2 separate regions of the Homo sapiens genome follow, and region 2 is linked to region 1. Evidence: chromatin loops called from intact Hi-C (ENCODE). Cell type or tissue: CD4-positive, alpha-beta T cell. All regions are shown on one strand. Each heading gives the region's core, and the rest is flanking DNA. Links, peaks and the distances in the headings are about the cores only. Region 1 overlaps PDE9A (phosphodiesterase 9A). Region 2 has its middle 46 kb from the start of WDR4.

Region 1 (8,000 bases), core at 1-8,000:
TGTGGTGGCTCACGCCTGTAATCCCAGCACTTTGGGAGGCCGAGGTGGGAGGATCACCTGAGGACAGGAGTTCAATACCGGCTTGGCCAACATGGTGAAACCCCGTCTCTACTAAAAATACAAACGGTAGCCAGGCATGGTGGCACATGCCTGTAACCCCAGCTACTTGGGAAGCTGAGGCGGGAGAATCGCTTGAACCCAGGAGGTGGAGGTTGCAGTGAGCCGAGATCGCGCCACTGCACTCCAGCCTGGGCTCGACAGAGCAAGACTCTGTCTCAAGAAAAAAAGAGCACATATTGGAGATAGGGGCTGGGAAGACGATTTCACAGAAGAAGAGTCCTCCTCCTGCAGATCCAAGCCTTAGGAGCAATGTGTCCAGCTTGGAATAAGTTGATATCCACTTTTAAAGACAGAACAAGAAGAGGAAAAGCATTAGGGGAGGAGCCTCCTGTTGCCCCCAGGGACCCGGTTCCTTGTGTGATGTTCCCACTGGGTTGCATTCCAGCGAGGGCTTCAGCACTGGGGACACAGAAGTCATTCTCCTGGGAACAGGCATCCTTCACAGGCGCTTCGGGGGGCCCAGTGAGCTGTGACTCGTGGGGAAAATGCCCCAGTCTCCACGATGCCACCTCCAAAGTCAGTTTTGTGTACAGCAGGACTCTTTACTGGAGCCAGGGTCAGGACACGTGTGGATGAACCACGACCAAACTGGGGATGGAAATGCCGGTAGTAGCAAAGAGACGGCGGTGATGATGAGCAGAGCGCATGCATTGAGGCACTTACTGTGTGCGGGCGCTGTGCTTAGTGAGGGGCACACAGGACCTGCTCACACCTCCGGGCTTTGCCTCCATGCCCGCTGGTGCCAGCCCAGACACCACAGGCATATGATGTGGCTCATGGTTCCCCAGAGTGCCACTGCCCGGCCTCAGTGGGATTTAATGGGGACTAATGGACTGAGAAACAGCCCTGTGCAATTGCACTGAGTTGTCTCAGAGCCACCTGGCATGCTGACGATCATTCCCTGATTTTGAAATTGAGGGCAATCTGCTTATTGAGGAAGCGTGGCAAGTGAAAGGGTCTCAGAGGCAGAAGGTGAAGGGAAAGCCGACGGGCCTCATCTGGTCCCCTCAAAGCCCCGGGGGCCTGGCCTCGGGGTGGGCGCAGGGAGGAAGGCCGAGCGGAAGGAAGCAGGCCTTGTCTGAGCCACGTGAGAGCCTGTCCTACAGGGACCGTGCCACGTGTCTGTCCCATGCACTCATGGGCTCATTTGGAGTTAGGGATGTCTCAGCCCAATTGACTTAGGGGAAGTCAGGCCATAGTTTGTGGCCATGGAAAGTTGTGAGTGAACAATCCATCTTCGTCATCCCTGTGCTGGAGGCTCTTTAAAGGACGGGAGACAGAGTCTCTCATTTGTGAGCCAAGGAAGAGCTCCCAAGTTGCACAGGGACGGCCACACAGCTGGGGTCCCAAGGCTGGGACCTGGCAAGGCTGGGACCCGGCTTGGCAGCCTCAGACACACAGCACCTTCACCTGTGGCACCGCCCTTGGCCGTGGGCTCTACGTGGCTTGGTTCAGCCCTCTGGCTGTCCCTTGCGCCCCAGGTGCCATGGCTGCTTTGGCAGGAGGGTGGTGTTCCAGGGTGGTGCTGCCTGGCAGGGTTCCCCTCTGCCCAGAGCCAGGCGGAGATGGGTGGCCTCAAGCTGGGGCTGCGGGTGTAGCAGGGCCAGCCTTTCCAGCCCCACCAGCAGCACGAGGGGAAGAGGACAAAAACTGAGTTCTAGTCTTCAGCCTGAAACCAGACTCCCTGAACAGCGGCCTCTGGGCCCCATATGGGTTGGGGAACTCCACCGCCCCAAGGGGTGTGTCTGGAGCCAGGCCATGCCTCCCGAAGCTGCCCCCAGCTCCTCACCCACAACTGTGTGTCCCTGAGCACTTTCTGGAGGTGTTTGTAGGATGCAGCCTCTTATCCCTTAAACGACTGCATTTACCGCCCACCTACAGCAGCAGGAGTGAGTGGTGAGACAGCCTCCGGCCTCACAGGTCTTGCCTCTGCCGTGCCTGATGGGCACCCGCTCTGTAGAAAGCAAGGCGAGTGCTCGGATCACACGCCGCTCCTGGCGTGGTTTCTGGTGTGCACTAGTCCTGCAGGTCAGGTTGAGGTTGCAGGGGGGAAGATTATTTTTATCGAAGTTGTAGTCATTTCCTGGGGCTGCGTAACGAATTCTCATAAACTGGGCAGCTTAAAACAATAGAAATGTATTCCCACATAGTTCTGGAGGCCACAAGTCCAAAATCAAGGTGCCAGCAGGCCCTGCCACCTCTGAAGGCCCCAGGGGAGGGACCTTCCCGGTCTCTCTTGGCCTCTGGTGGCTGCCGGCGGCATTCTCTGCCTGCTTCTTCACCTGGTGCTCCCATCCGTTCTGTCCAAATTCCCCCTTTTTGTAAGGACACCCATCCTATTGGAGTAGGGGTCACCCTCCTCCAGGATGACATCCCCTTAACTACATCTGCAACAGTCATGTCCCCAAATGAGGTCACCCTCAGAGGCAGCAGGGTTAGGACTTCAACATACAACTTTTGGGGGGAGATGTACTTCAGCCCATAACACACCACGTGGGAGGATAACACCGATTTCAGAGCTTGCAGAGGAAGCCGCCAGGAACTCCAGTGAGACATCAGCCCCCAGGTGCCTGTCAGGCACGCCGGGCTGTGGGGGGCACCTGGGCCCATCTGAGTAACGGAGGCGCATCCGCACTTCCCCCAGGAGTACATTTTTAGAACCCACAGCGCCATAAACCAAAGACAAGGAGACTTCCTGGTGCCCCGTCAGCTTCTGGAGGCGACGTTCTCGGCTGACAGCTCTGGCAGCCTCCCCTGTAGGTGAGAGACAGGTAAATGGGACTCTTGCTTCCAAAACGGAACAGGGTAAAAATTCTCAAGCGTTGTCGACACATTGAGAAAAAACAAATCCAGCCTCCTGGGCTCTGGTCTCATCCCCAGCCGCGTCATGTGCCCCAGGCCGGCGTTGCCACACATGAAACCCCTTCCTGTTTTTCTATGTAGAAAGGAACTCAGAATAGAGACACTGAGATATTCGTGTTGTCCCTTTTGTCTTTGTCAACAGCAGAGTTACATCTTACTCATGAGAGCCCTGTAGCAATGTGGGGACCCTGGGACCAGTCTCAGTTAAGCTGGAACTTCCCCGGATGACTGGGGAGAGGAGCTGCAAAAGGCAGGGTGGGGGTGGGGGGCCTTCCCGAGATGGCAGCCCAGCCAGAGGCCAGCGTTCTTGCCTCTGGGAAGAGAATAAAGGCCCCAGACAGGGTGGAGCTAGCTCAGCCCCGTGCCACACAAATGGCCAGTGTGAGCCTGAAATGTGGAGCTACATTCAGCCCACATAGCACACCCTGGTGGGGCCTCGGAGCCAGGGGTATGGATCCACCAGAAGCTGCCCCTTGGGAACAGCAGTGGCATCGGGGTCCGGCACACAGCACCCGGGAGCAGGTGGCCGTCCCCTGACACTCACGGGCTAGGTTTCTCCTGCTTTTCCCTCAAAGAGGACAGAGGTCCAACTGCCAGCTTACATTTAGGGCAGGGGCAGGGGCAGGTCTACCCCAGGGGCCACGGCCACTCTGGCCCCCAGCACTGTGCCAGGCAGAGAGCAGAGCATGGAATATGGGGTTCACCCAGAGCTGGGGAGTCTGCAGGAGCCTGGGGTGGCAACTGAGGGCTCAGCGTTCATCCCAAACAAATGGCCTTGCCCACTGGCCTAAGCCCCAGAGAAGGGGGATGGGGACCCCAGGAAATGAAAGCAAAGATAAGCTCCAAATAGGATGAAAAGAAAGAGCTCCATGCCAGCTGCTCTGTTTGCTGAAGACGCTGGTTCCCGTGGCAGCGGAGCGCAGAGAGAGGGGCTGCCTGGCCAGGCAGGGTCAGCGGGCCCCAGCAGACCCTCCTCTGCTCCCAGCTCTGGTATCTGCAAGGAAACAGCGGGATTCGAACAGTCAAACTGTCTTGCTCGGTGAAGATTTCCATAACCCTCCTGGGGAATGCAGGAGACTTACAGAGACAGCACATGTGCGAATGTTTACACAAAACAGGTTAAAAGCAGCGAAGAAATCATCATCATGCCATCTATTTTTTTTAACTACGCAGAAAACGTTCGTTACTTCTCAGAAATGTGTAAATGGAATTTCTCGTTTAATGGATGACAATGGAAATCATTTGATTGGTGCATTTTGTTGGTTGGTTTTGTTAATACTTTGCTGAATCTGTTAGCGTTCCCCCTTACACATCAAACTGTGGTAGCAACTCTGATGGGTTTTGCAAGCATGAAACAGAGGGAAGGGCTACCAAATGGATCTCCGTGGAGCGGTGGTTATCACGGGGAAGAGACGGCAGCATGCCGAGAAAATAACACCGAAGCCTCTTTTTCCAGAAAGGAAATAGATTGATTATTCTAGTTTTGAAAATAGCACAGGCTCATTGGAAAACCTCCAAACTACACTGATGGGAGCTGAAGGGTGCACACCGATCATGACAACAGCCGGCAATGTCCCCCCAGTTTAAACCTGGACACGAGGCCTTCTAGATGTTTTTCTGTGCATAGATACCTTGTTTTGAAAAACAACTAAAACATGCGTTGTGTAGTCTTTTTTTTTACTAGTGGCATTGTGAGCAATAAATAGATTAAATTTTAACCAGCGTACAGCTCATAGATTTTCCCAGAAGGCCACAATCAAGCACTCTTTTTAAACCTACCGAATGTGCTCTTTCTTCCTCGTAGCGTGGCATTTTTTGGCACTTGCTTTCAGTACATACTGTGCATAGCATTCTTATTTTCCCTTTTCATGTCAAGTTTCCTCACTTGGCATAATATCCGTGATGATCCTCCTAATGGCATAATAGTCCATCATGCGGAGGCACTGTGCTGGTTTAAACCGCTTCCCGTCTTGGGACATTCAGGTGGCTTCTAGTCGGTTTTGTGTTTTTGTTACAGCAGATCACACCACGGTGAATATCTGTGTGCATAGAGCTGTTTGTTCCTGTTTAATTCTTGGCTTAAGATAAATTCCCCAGGATAGATATGTGGGCTTAAAGGATACGAATTTCTATATGGCTCTTACTGGGCAGTATTAACTTGCTCTCCCAGAAGAAGGGGCTTTATTTACAAATCGCAGGAGCTTCTGCTGCATTTAGCTCCCTGAGTGCCCCCATAGCCTGGTGAATGTCACACAAGCCAGGCGTGACCCCCACCCACCATCGTCCAAGTACACAGGGAGCCTGTTCACTTCCAAGCAAGTTCACACCCATAGGGTGTGAACCCAGATCGGCCCAGCCCCCTGGTGCACTCTGCTGCAGGGGCCCAAGAGCAGCCAGACCTCCTGGGGCAGCTGCTCCTCATTCAGCCTCTGGGGACCACCCTGAAGCCAGCACACTGCCCAACCGGAAGGTGGCTTTCCTCTGAAACATGCCTGGCTCACTTTGCCCTGCTCCTATGTGGGATACCTCGATACCAAGTGCTAAACAAAAACAGAGTCAGACAGAAAACTCATCTGCTAACATTACATGTAACAGGGAAAGTTGGAAACATTCTAAAAGTCCATCACTGGGGACTGGATTGCTAACGTGTGCTATGGCCACACCCTGGAGAAACTTGGAAAATGAAGCTAAGCTCTGTGGAGCAACTTGGGATGAGTTCATGATATGTTAGATGACAAAGCAGGTTGCAGCAGACTGACTTTGGTGCAATTCCATCTTTGTTTAAAAGTACAAAGGGGCTGGGCGCAGTGGCTCACGCCTGTAATCCCAACACTTTGGGAGGCCAAGGCAGGTGGATCGCTTGAAGTCAGGAGTTCACGACCAGCCTGGCCAACATGGTGAAACCCCGTCTCTACTAAAAGTACAAAAATTAGTCAGGTGTGGCAGCATGCACCTGTAATCCCAGCTACTCAGGAGGCTGAAGCACGAGAATTGCTTAAACCCAGGAGGCAGAGGTTGCGGTGAGCAAAGATTGCGCCACTGCACTCCAGCCTGGGCAACAGAGTGAGACTCTGTCTCAAAAATAAATAAATAAATAAAAATTTTAAAAAGTACAAAGGGGCGGGGTGCAGTGACTCACACCTGTCATCCCAATACTTTGGGAGGCTGAGGCAGAAGGATCGTTTGAACCTAGGAGTTCAAGACCAGCCTGGGTAACATAGCAAGACCCTATCTCTACAAAAAATAAAAATTAAAATATTGTTAAAAGGTAAAAGCGGCCACCCATGTGTGTCCACACTTCAAAACATTCTGGAAAGATACACCAAACTATTAGAAGTGATTTCCAGAGTATGGGATTTAGGGAAATAAATGGGTAAAGTGAGGACTTCGGTTTTCATATTTTGGTGTTTTTTTTTTTACTTTACTCTTGTGTTGTTTAGATTTTTTAGAATGTTTTTCTTTTGAAAACAGCTTCTAAAAGAGAAGATAGCCCTCAACATCTGACTTTTTTTTCTTTTTTTTTTGAGATGGAGTTTCGCTCTTGTTGCCCAGACTGGCCAGGCTGGCGTGCAGTGGCACAATCTCTGCTCACTGCAACCTCCGCCTCCTGGGTTCAAGCGATTCTCCTGCCTTAGCCTCCCGAGTAGCTGGGACTACAGGCACACGCCACCACGCCCAGCTAATTTTTGTATTATTATTATTTTTTTAATAGAGATGAGGTTTCACCATGTTGGCCAGGATGGTCTCGATCTCCTGACCTCATGATCATCCCGCCTCGACTTCCCAAAGTGCTGGGATTGCAGGCATGAGCCACCACGCCCAGCCCCAACATCTGACTTTCTGTGTGTTTTCCAAGAGTCTAGTGTGAGGTCAGAGGTCAGACAGGTCATCAGGGATTTTGCTTCGAGTGAGTTGCTGCTGCCCTGACTCCTCTCCCACAGCAAATAAGACCACACGGGGCTTGGGGGTTGGGTTTGTCGCTTGCTTTTGCTGTGCTGAGGGCTTCACCAGACTGAAACAGCAGGACCACAGCTCATCTCTGCTCCTTCTCTCTAGGACCAACTGCCCCTGTAAGTACAGTTTTTTGGATAACCACAAGAAGTTGACTCCTCGACGCGATGTTCCCACTTACCCCAAGGTAAGATGAGATTCCGGCCCAGAAGAAGCTGCAGCTGTGTCCCCAGCCCCACGCCCAGCCCTGTGGCCCTGCGGCCAGACCCTGCTGTGTGTACGTTCACATCAACCGCCCCTCCCAGCCCTGGGCCGCTGACGGTGCGGGTTACTTTAAGGCAAAGTATTTTTTCTCTTTGACATTTGTTTAGCAAAAGTGATCCCAGACCATACCTTCCCCTGCAAGGACATAACAGCTCCGTGCTGCTGTCTGCCCGGCCCCGGGAGCTGACCTGGGTAGACAGTTTTTACACTCAAACGTTACTGGAAAGAACTTTAACGTTTAACTGAATTTTTAAAAATCCATTCCATTGGCCCTTGTCTCTGAGCAATTCTTAGTTGTCCTGGCAAGTTTTGCTCTTTTGCACAAAAGTGTTCTTAGTTCTAAGAGAAGCTGTGACGTTGGTGAAGTAGCAATGGCATTTTTGAAATAACGACAAAAGGAGGGTCTCGAGTTGCCGGTCACCCGCTCAACGCCTTCAGCTGGGAAGCAGGCAAAATCCCGGCCCACCTGCTTTTTTTTTTTTTTTTTTTGAGACAGTGTTTCACTCTTGTTGCCCAGGCTGGAGTGCAATGGCACAATCTTGGCTCACTGCAACCTCTGCCTCCTGGGTTCAAGCAATTCTCCTACCTCAGCCTCCCAAGTAGGGGGCATTACAGGTGCCCGTCACCATGCCCAGTTAATTTTTTTGTATTTTTTTAGTAGAGACAGGGTTTCACCATGTTGGCCAGGCTGGTCTTGAACTTGTGACCTCAGGTGATCCGCCTGCCTCGGCCTCCCAAAGTGCTGAGCCACCGCACCCGGCCCGGCCCACCTGATTTGTAATGTGCTCTCATGCTAAGATTCA
Region 2 (9,529 bases), core at 928-8,927, 86 kb after region 1:
ATGTTTGTATATGGTGAGAGAGATAAGGGTCTACTTTCATTCTTCTGAATATGAATATCCAATTTTCCCAGCCCCATTTGTTGAAGAGATTATCCTTTCTCCAACGTATGTTCTTGGCACCTTTGTCAAAAGGGAGTTCATTACAGATGTATAGATTTGTTTCTGGGTTCTCTGTTCTGTTCCATTGGTCTATGTGTCTGTTTTTATGCCAGTACCTTACTGTTTTGGTTACTATAGCTCTGTAGTATAATTTGAAGTCAGATAATCTGATTCCTTTAGTGCAGATGCCATGTTAATCTGATGGTCAAGGTTAACATCACCACCAATGGGCCACATTAAAGCTGTGTGCCCTGGCAGGATGCAGTGAGAGCTCTGCGTCGCTTTCACCATCTTCCTGCCCAAGAGGCATCACCTGAGCCTCATCGTGGGGGAATCGTCAGCCCAACCCGCAGTGAGGGGCGGGGGCTCCACAAGACACCTGGCCTGTGATCATCCAAGGGCAAAGTCCTGAAAGTCAAGGAAAGATGGAAAAGCTGTTCCAAGGAACAGCTCGGACCACTAAATGCAACAGACCACTAAATGCAAACACTAAATGCAGAGACATGACCACTAAATGCAACAAGGGATCCTGGAAGGGACTCTTGTGCTGTAAAGGACGTCGCTGGGGCCATTGAGGAAACTCGAACAGGACCTGTGGATCAGATAATCATGATACATCAGTGCTGATTTCCCGATTTCTATGTCTAGATGTGGTTACGTAGGAAAACATCCCTGTTCGTAGGTAGTTCACACTAACATATTTGGTGGTGGGTTATCATGGTGACAACTCAATTGGTTGAGAAAAAAAACAAACCCTTTGTGATATTCTTACAATGAGTGAATGAGTGAGTGAATGCTAACCCCTCACCACAGTACAGGAAGGTTACAACAAATGCAGTCATAAAGACTGGCTTCAGCCACCCTCTGCAGCCAAACCCATGTGATGGGCCTACAAGTCATCCAAAGTGTGCTCATTCATTCATTCGATGTACATTCATTCATTCCTTCCACATATATTAAGCACCTCTTGTGTGGACGGGACCGCACAAGGTTCAGGGAGCCAAGGACAAAGAAAGCCGTGTCTTCTCTCAAGGAGACAACAGTCTAGTCCATTGTAAGGTTTGACTTTGTGTTTTTTGGTTTTTTTTTTTTTTTGAGACAGAGTCTCGCTCTGTCGCCCAGGCTGAAGTGCGGTGATGCGATCTTGGCTCATGGCAACCTCTGCCTCCTGGGTTCCAGCAATTCTCCTGTCTCAGCCTCCCAAGTAGCTGGGACTACAGGCACCTGCCACCACGTCTGGCTAATTTTTATATTTTTTAGTAGAGGCAGCGTTTCTCCTTGTTGGTTAGGCTGGTCTTGAACTCCTGACCTCAGGTGATCTACCTGCCTCGGTCTCCCAAAGGGCTGGGATTACAGGCATGAGCCACCGCGCCCAGCCAGTTTGTTTTGTTTTGTTTTTTTGACACAGAGTCTCACTCGGTCATCCAGGCAACAGTGCAGTGGTGCGATCTCAGCTCACTGCAACCTCCCCCTCCCGGGTTCAAGCGATTCTCCCACCTCCGCCTCCTGAGTACCTGGGATTACAAGCACCCGTTACCCCACCTGGCTAATTTCTGTATTTTTAGTAGAGACGAGGTTTCACCACCTTGGCCAGGTTGGTCTTGAACTCCTCACCTCAGGTGATCCACCCATCTCGGCCTCCTAAAGTGCTGGTATTACAGGTATCAGCCACCGCACCCAGAGTGGGGGGTTGACTTTGGAGGAATGCCAGTTCCACCCCTGGCTCCAGCACCTTCCTGTGTGTGACCACAGGCAGTCATGGAGCGCCAGGCGCCTCACTCATGAAGTGTGACAGTGATAGCAACTTCCCTAGGTGGCAGTGAAACTTCAGTGTAGCGGCCGTGAAAACATTTCCCACGGTGGCCGGTGGGTACTTGGTCCTTGGAAAATATTTTTCTTCTCATTTCCGTGGAAATAGCCTTCAGAGTTCTCAGAATCGCTTTCCCCAAAACCTGAAAATCTTAAAGGGGAAACCATTTTCAGAATAAAAAGAGCCACCTCTCATGACTGACACTGCCCCCTGCTGTGGTCCCGATGAGAACCAGGGCACTAGTGGGTAAGGTATGAGCTGTGCCTGCCAGAGAGACAAGCCCAGTGTTTCCAACGTGAAGTAATACTTAGAAACTAAACAGGAGTTCCAAAAATTTTAAACTTGGTTTTTTTTTTTTTTTTTTTGGAGATGGAGTTTCACTCGTTGCCCAGGCTGGAGTGCAATGGCATGATCCCCACTCACCGCAACCTCCGCCTCCCAGGTTCAGGCGATTCTCCTGCCTCAGCCTCCCAAGTAGCTGGGATTACAGGCATGCGCCACCATGCCTGGCTAATTTTTGTATTTTTAGTAGACTGGGGGGTTTCACCATGTTGGCCAGGCTGGACTCGAACTCCTGACCTCAGGTGATCCACCCACCTCGGCCTCCCAAAGTGCTGGGAGTACATGCGTGAGCCACTGCACCCGGCCCTCCTGCTTCCTTTTAATGCTGTGTATATTCCTTTGGATGAATGTGCTGGAATTTGATTTTTGGACAAATCAAATTGGACATTTGGTTTGTTTCCAGTCTGGAGCTGTTGAGAATGGAACTGCTGTGAACATTTTTGTGCGAATCTTTTCAGGGACATTGCTTTCATCCGTCTTGGGTAAATGTCTAGGAGTAGGATTGCCTGGCCATCAGTGCATTTATGACTTGTTAAAAACTGCTGATTTTGTCTTTTTCTTTTTTTTTGAGACAACAGTCTTGTTCTCTTGCCCAGGCTGCAGTGCAGTGGCACAATCATGGCTCACTATAGCCTCCAACTCAGGTGTTCCTCCCACCTCAGCCTCCCAAAGTGATGGGGTTACATGTGTGAGCCACTGTGCCTGGCCCAAAACTTCTGGTTTTCTGAAGTGGTTGTGCCACATCCTTGCTAACTTGTTGTTTCCTTTGTGCATTTTTTTTTTTTTTTTTTTGAGACTGTGTCTTGCTTTATTGCCTAGGCTGGCATGGCTCACTGCAACCTCTGCCTGCTGGGTTCGAGCGGTTCTCCTGTCTCAGCCTCCCAAATATCTGGGATTACAGGCGCCCGCCACCACGCCCAGCTAATTATTGTATTTTTTTTTAGTAGAGACAGGGTTTTACCATGTTGGTCAGGCTAGTCTTGAACTCCTGACCTCAAGCAATCCACCTGCCTTAGCCTCCCAAATTTTGGGATTCCAGGTGTAAGCCACCGGGCCCGGCCTGCAATTCTTCTAAGCTGCTTTCCCCCCTCCCCCCGAACCCAGCTTCAAGTGATTCTCCTGCCTCAGCCTCCTGAGTAGTTGGGATTACAGGAATGTGCCACCATGCCCGGCCAAATTTTGTATTTTTAGTAGAGATGGGGGTTTCACCATACTGGCCAGGCTGGTCTTGAACCCGACCTCAAGTGATCCACCCACTTTGGCCTCCCAAAGTGCTGGGATTACAGGCGTGAGCCACCGTGTCCGGCCCTAGGCTGCTTTTAGCCATCAACGTGTATTGAGGGCAAGGACATCTAGAGTCGAGTGAATAGTGGCGAGGCACCACGGAAACGCAGCCACCAGACTGCATCAGAGGGACCTGTCCTTGCCCTGCCTTCCTCTGACTGTCTGGTCAATGTACAGGGTGGGGAGTGGGCCAAGGTTGGGTGCATCGTTTTATTTTAGTTCAATTGCACAGCAGTCTGAAACAGAGCAGAATGCTTCTTCCTGGACTGCGTGTCATTCTGTGTCTGCTTTGAAGTTTGCCATGCCTTTTCCCCACACTCACACGTGCTGTCTGCCAGCCCCCTCCATCATCTGCCAGCCCCCTCCAACCGCAGGACTACTCAGTATCTGTGGGATGCCTCTGCCACCCTCACTGGAGCTGTGGCCACGAGATGTGCTCTGGATGCCTCAGCGGGTCCCTCAGGACCTGCAGGGACAGTATCCAGCACAGCATCAGGACAAAGTGCTCTTGGCTTCTAGTTCTAGAACAAGCGGCTCGTGCCAATCAACCCTGCTTCCAGCTCTTCCTGTCTTTATTTTTTGACCTGAAAATGTGCATTTACCTGTTACTGGGGAGACTGGCTAGCCAGGCAGGGAGAGCGAATCCTAAGTGCACACACATTCCTCCGTGTGAACAGACCACAGCTTGCTTTTCATTGTCCTGGCCACATCAGGAAACAGCACCCGCAGCGGCTTTGCAGACCCCTCCCCTCAAGTGTTCTTGTATTCAACCCCCACACCCTGCAAGAAGTAAGGATGACCCTGACTTCTGACACCTGACGTTGGCTTTGCCTGTTTCTGAATTTGGTTGCAGAATCACTCAGCATGTTCTAAGGGCAGAGAGTCACTGGTGTCGCTGTGAGTATACATTGCCTTATCGAGGGTGCTGCCTCCCCGTGTCAGGCTGTGGTGCTGCTGGGAATTGCTTGCATGTGCCACACCTGACACAAGTTAGCCAGGCGTGGTGGCACGCGCCTGTAATCCCAGCTACTCAGGAGGCTAGGGCAGGAGAATCACTGAAACCTGGGAGGCAAAGGTTTCAGTGAGCCGAGATGTCGCCACTGCACTCCAGCTTGGAGACAGAGCGAAACTCCGTCTCAAAAAAAAAAAAAAGAGAGAGAAAGAAAAAGAAAACCTGGCAGATACCTCCTTACCCTTGTGCTCAAGGTCAACATTGCCAGTCATGAGACACTTGGACATGTGGACCCCTGGTGTGGTACCCTGGGAAGGACACAGCGCCACTGCATGCACTTCCCGCCAAAATGTGTAGCCTGTGAAATGATGTCCGGCCAAACATGGAGACACATTCCGCAGCACTCACCCCTCAGAGGTGTCATGGCCACTGAGGCCAGGACGAACTGAGGGACAGTCACAGCGTGGAGGGGACTAAGGCGACAGCAAAGGGCAGCCTGGGAGGCTGGCTTGGGTCCTGGGACAGGAAGATGATGGCGTGGGGACTTTTAAAGTACGGAGTCACTTGGCCTGGCTGTGTTTGTGCATGAACCAGCAGAGGGGGAGAAAGTGGTCAGGTCATAGCGGGAGGGCCACAGGGGACATCCAGGGGCAAGTGAGACCGGGAAGGACTCCTGCCTGATTTTCCTGCCTTCCTGAATTTCTGTGTTTGCAGGGGCGGGGAGGGGGGATGTAATTTACATACAGCAAAACAGAGAGATCTCAAAAGATGCTGTTGGGTGAGTACTGTCAAACGTGTACACCATGTAACCGTCACCCCAGTCAAGACGTGGAGTGTTTCCATCACCCCTCAGGCTTTGCCCTGTGCCCCACAATCATACTTCCCAGTGCTGCGCTTAGACCGGGTAGGCAGGACGCCGTGCCTCAGGGCTCGGGCTGACCGAGGAGGAAGCAAATACTTCAGCAGCCCTACTCAGGGGCCGCGCTCTAGTATTTCTTTGGGATTTTCCAAGTCTGTCTTTGGTGCTTGGGAATGGTTGGTCCCCATCTTTCCCATGCAGGGCACTCTCTGATCCTCTATACCCTACCTCCTAGGGTCAACCAGTCCATGCCTGTCTTGGCCTTCAGCAGTGCGTGTGTATGTGTGTGTGCGTGCGTGCATGTGTGCACACATACCCTTTGGTGTTCTGCTGTTCCACTTTTCTGGTTAAGCACCCAAGGTGGTGGGGTAGGGGCGGGGGTCCTTCACCCTGTGCACTCCAGGACACACCCCCATCCCCTCTGTAGGCTCCACTCCACACCACCTGCCCACCTCCACACCTATGACCTTGTCCCCTCTCGCCTCTGATCAGGATGGTGATGTTGTGGCGAGGTCGTGCTCTCCCAGGTCCATCTTCAGGCCTGTAGACAGAAAGACGGACCTTCCTCGCACAAGTGGACCTCTCTTCTCGCTTGACCCAGAGCCCTGCTGGAGGCGGCCAGGGAGGCAGGGGTGTGGGCGACACTGGGAATGCAGCCATCGTAGCTGAGGAGTCCAAGTGGGCCCATGACTGGAAGTCTCCTGCTTCTACTAAGAATTTTTTTTTTCAAGACAGGAGTTTTGCTCTTGTCGCCCAGGCTGGAGTGCAGTGGCCCACCTCGACCTCCCAAAGTGCTGGGATTACAGACATGAGCCACCTGGCCGTATCCAGTTATCTGTTGATATCAGTATGGATTTGGGGACATTTATTTTATGCTGTTATAAACCAATGCTATGGCCATTGACTCATTCCAGGTTTGGCCCCTGGGATCTCCCTCAGGCTGGCCCCTGGGTTCTTTCAACAATTCCCCATCTTTTTCAAACACATCCTCATTTCCTGGGTCTACAAAGTACTCCAGGCTTAGCTAGGATTTCGTCTGCCCCAGTCCTGGAACAAACCAGTTCTCCAAGGATTGCCAGTTTCATACGCTGGAGAATAGTGCTAGAAAACGAAGATCTGAGTGCAAGGTGAGCTCACTGTGGCTGGGATATCATCGTTTCTAGACCCTTTGAGCTTAAAGACCTAGAAAAGACATGCATACTTAATAGCCCAAGCATAGGCAGGCTTCTGCATTTATTCCTGTATCTACCTGCATATATACATGGTAAAAACCATGGGTTTACACAGATACCTTGGAGCCAACCCAACACCAAGGGCTTTCCTTGGCCTCCCTCTGGCTCTCACTGTCCGATGCAGATTAGATTTACCTGTGTGGTCAATCCTCGTGTGTACATACATTTCAGAACTGCTGGCCTGGACCCATGTGAAAAACAGTCACCATCTACAGCAGGGGTGTCCAAGCTTTTGGCTTCCCTGGGCCACACTGAACAACTGTATTGCACCACACATAAAATACACTAACATTAATGATGACTGATGAGTTAAAAAAAAAAAAATCGCAAAAAAATCTCATAATGTCTTACGAAAGTTTACAAATTTGTGTTGGGCCGCATTCAAAGCTGTCCTGGGCCGCACAGCCCAGAAGCCGCGAGTTGGACAAGCTTGATCTCCAGTATTCTGTCCAGTTCTTTTTGTCTTTAAACTTACTTACGGTATCCATCAAAATCCTATTTTCCAAAGTTACTTTTTTTTTCTTTTTAGATAGAGTCTCGCTCTGTGGCCCAGGCTTGAATGTGATCTCAGCTCACTGCAACCTCCACATCCTGGGCCTCCTGCCTCAGCCTCCCCAGTAGCTGGGACTACAGGCGTGTGCACCACCATGCCCAACTAATTTTTGTATTTTTAGTAGAGACAGGGTTTCACCGTGATGGCCAGGCTGGTCTTGAACTCCTTACCTCAGGTGATCCTGCCTCAGCCTCCCAAAGTGCTGGAATTACAGGCGTAAGCCACTGTTCCTGGCCCACAGTTACTCGTTTCTTTCCTTCACCCTGGATTCAGGATGGTAAAGTTATTCCTTTTGAACAGTGAAGTTTGCTTGTTACTGTTTATATCCATTTGGAATTTCTCCCACAATCTGGTTGATCTTCATTATTTTGGGGGGCTATGAAACATCACTGTGATTCTAAGAATGGGGCGCTTCACAGAAAGTCTCCTTAGAAAAATGTTGCTCCGCCCCATCCCTGCTACTCCATTCCCGTTCCCTTCTTTCTGCCCCACTCCCATCCGCCCCTGCAGGCAACAACTCTCTTTAGGTCCTGGTTTATCTTTCCTTCCTCCAGAGCACCCGAGTAACTGCTTCTCTCCCCATCTCCCTTACCTGAAGAGCACACGCTGCAGATACACATCTGCACCTGCTTCGTGCTCAGCAGCGGGTCGTGGGAACCACCCTACATTGTCACTCATCTGTCACGGCTGCACAGTGCTCCCTTGTGACACAATGCACAGCCTATAACCTTTTGGGTGTTTGCATATTGTTGGACGTGCATCTTCAGGGCAGACTCCACCAAGCGCTGCTTCTGGGTGTGGGTCAGACGTGGGACCTGGGAAAGGATCCAAAGGGCCCTGTGGTCCGGTCCAGACCAGGGTGAGGCATGGAGGAGGCTCTGCACAGCCATTTGCAGCTCAGCCAGCACCGGGTGATGGCAGGGAGGCCTGGGCTTCTGCACTGGCTTCTGGCCTCTTCTGGGCACCCACGCTTTGTCCATGAATGGAAAGCAATGCTGACGGCTGCCCAATGTGTCCAGGACGTTTCTGAAACTCCTGTTCCTCTCCCCGTCCCTCTCTCTGTCCCACTGTCCACCTCAGTGACCTCCTCTCTTCGTGGCTCTCACCCCACACTCTGCCACTGCCACATTTTCCTCTGCGCCCAGCCTCTGCCTCCACCTGAAACTTTCCTGGAAATCTCAAAATGTAATTCCAGGTCCCGCTGCCCTGGGCAGCACATCCCCCTTCAGAATAAAGGGCACCAACCGTCCCCTGGCACCTGCCTAAGCCATACCCCTTGCTCCCCTCCCCAGTCCCTGCAGCCCAAGGGTCCCCTCGACCACCCCAAGTCCCCACCTGGGCTTCTGCTGCACCCCCGCTGCCCTCCCTCCCGCTGGCCGGCAGCACCTTCTCCACCCGGGCCCCTCTGCTCACAGCGCTCCCCGCCCCCGTCTCCCCGAGGGGCGGGGAGCCAGGACATGGCCCTGAAAGCCTAGCCCTGGCCTTGACCTCCCCAGAGCGCCCTCCCCACCCTCCGCCCTCTGCCAACCCTGGCCCCTGCCCTGGCCCCGTCCTTGTCCTCTGCTGCTGGCCTTGGGGTCGCGCCCCGCAGACTGGGCTGTGCGTGGGGGTCCTGGCGGCCTGTGCCGTCCCACGCCTACGGGGATGGGCGAGGTCCTTCTTGGGGCTTCTCTTACCCACTCTCCAGTCACCTGAGGGCGCTGCTTCCCTGCGGCCACCCCAGGTTTCTGTGCAGCCGAAGCCTCTGCCTCTGCGGCCGGGTGATCCCAAGACCCCGGGGTCCAGGGAGGCACGGGATCTGCTCCCCCGGTCCCAAATGCACCGGCTGCGCCTTAGGAGGGACGGCCTCCACCCATGGCGCTGGCGCCCAGGGGCCGCTCCTCGGACTACAGCACTTGCTCGTCGCCCTGCGCCCTGTTTAGTTCTCATCACCAGCAGCCTGGACTAGGGCCCTGGTCCTTCTGGCCTCCTTCCACAGCCCGCTGCACATCTCACCCACTTCCCCGAGGTGCTGTCATTGTTTAGCTGGGCCCCTCAGCCTCCGTGGTTTAGAATCGTCAGAAAGCCCGGTTCATCAGGTCACTATTGATTCTGGTTTGCATAATCCTTTCTAAACTGTGTGACTGTTCCCTGTCAAATTTGTTTTTGAAATGGAGTCCCTCTCTGTCACCCAGGCTGGAGTGAAATGGCACGATCTTGGCTCACTGCAGCCTCCACCTCCCAAGTTCAAGTGATCCTCCTGCCTCAGCCTCTCAAGTAGCTGGGACTACACACACCACCAGGACCAGCTGATTTTTGTATTTTTAGTAGAGATGGGGTTTCACCTGTTGGCCAGGCTGGTCTCAAACTCCTGACCTCAGGTGATCCACCCGCCTCACCCGCCTCAGCCTCCCAGACT

The links. Peaks named below come from ENCODE experiments on the same cell type or tissue, not always from the same donor. Only the 100,000 strongest peaks of a DNase experiment are listed, where the experiment ranks them.
Region 2: it touches region 1 in a loop (3-fold over the local background); 3 of 110 quality-filtered maps call a loop at or near these places.

The regions. Positions count from the first base shown.
Region 1 is chr21:42,744,078-42,752,077 of GRCh38, forward strand. It overlaps PDE9A (phosphodiesterase 9A), which reads left to right. Exons shown (of 20, transcript NM_002606.3): 9 at 7,039-7,120. Among named protein-coding and RNA genes, the nearest start is that of PDE9A-AS1, 6.3 kb to the left of the region's middle. In CD4-positive, alpha-beta T cell, for the core only: no CTCF peak of the experiment used is centred there; DNase peaks (open chromatin) are centred at 2,084 and 3,144; H3K4me3 peaks cover 984 bases; H3K27ac peaks cover 2,155 bases.
Region 2 is chr21:42,829,147-42,838,675 of GRCh38, forward strand. No RefSeq gene overlaps it. Among named protein-coding and RNA genes, the nearest start is that of WDR4, 46 kb to the right of the region's middle. RefSeq lists an enhancer at 5,369-6,320. In CD4-positive, alpha-beta T cell, for the core only: a CTCF peak has its summit at 4,497; DNase peaks (open chromatin) are centred at 2,970, 3,888 and 4,455; H3K4me3 peaks cover 748 bases.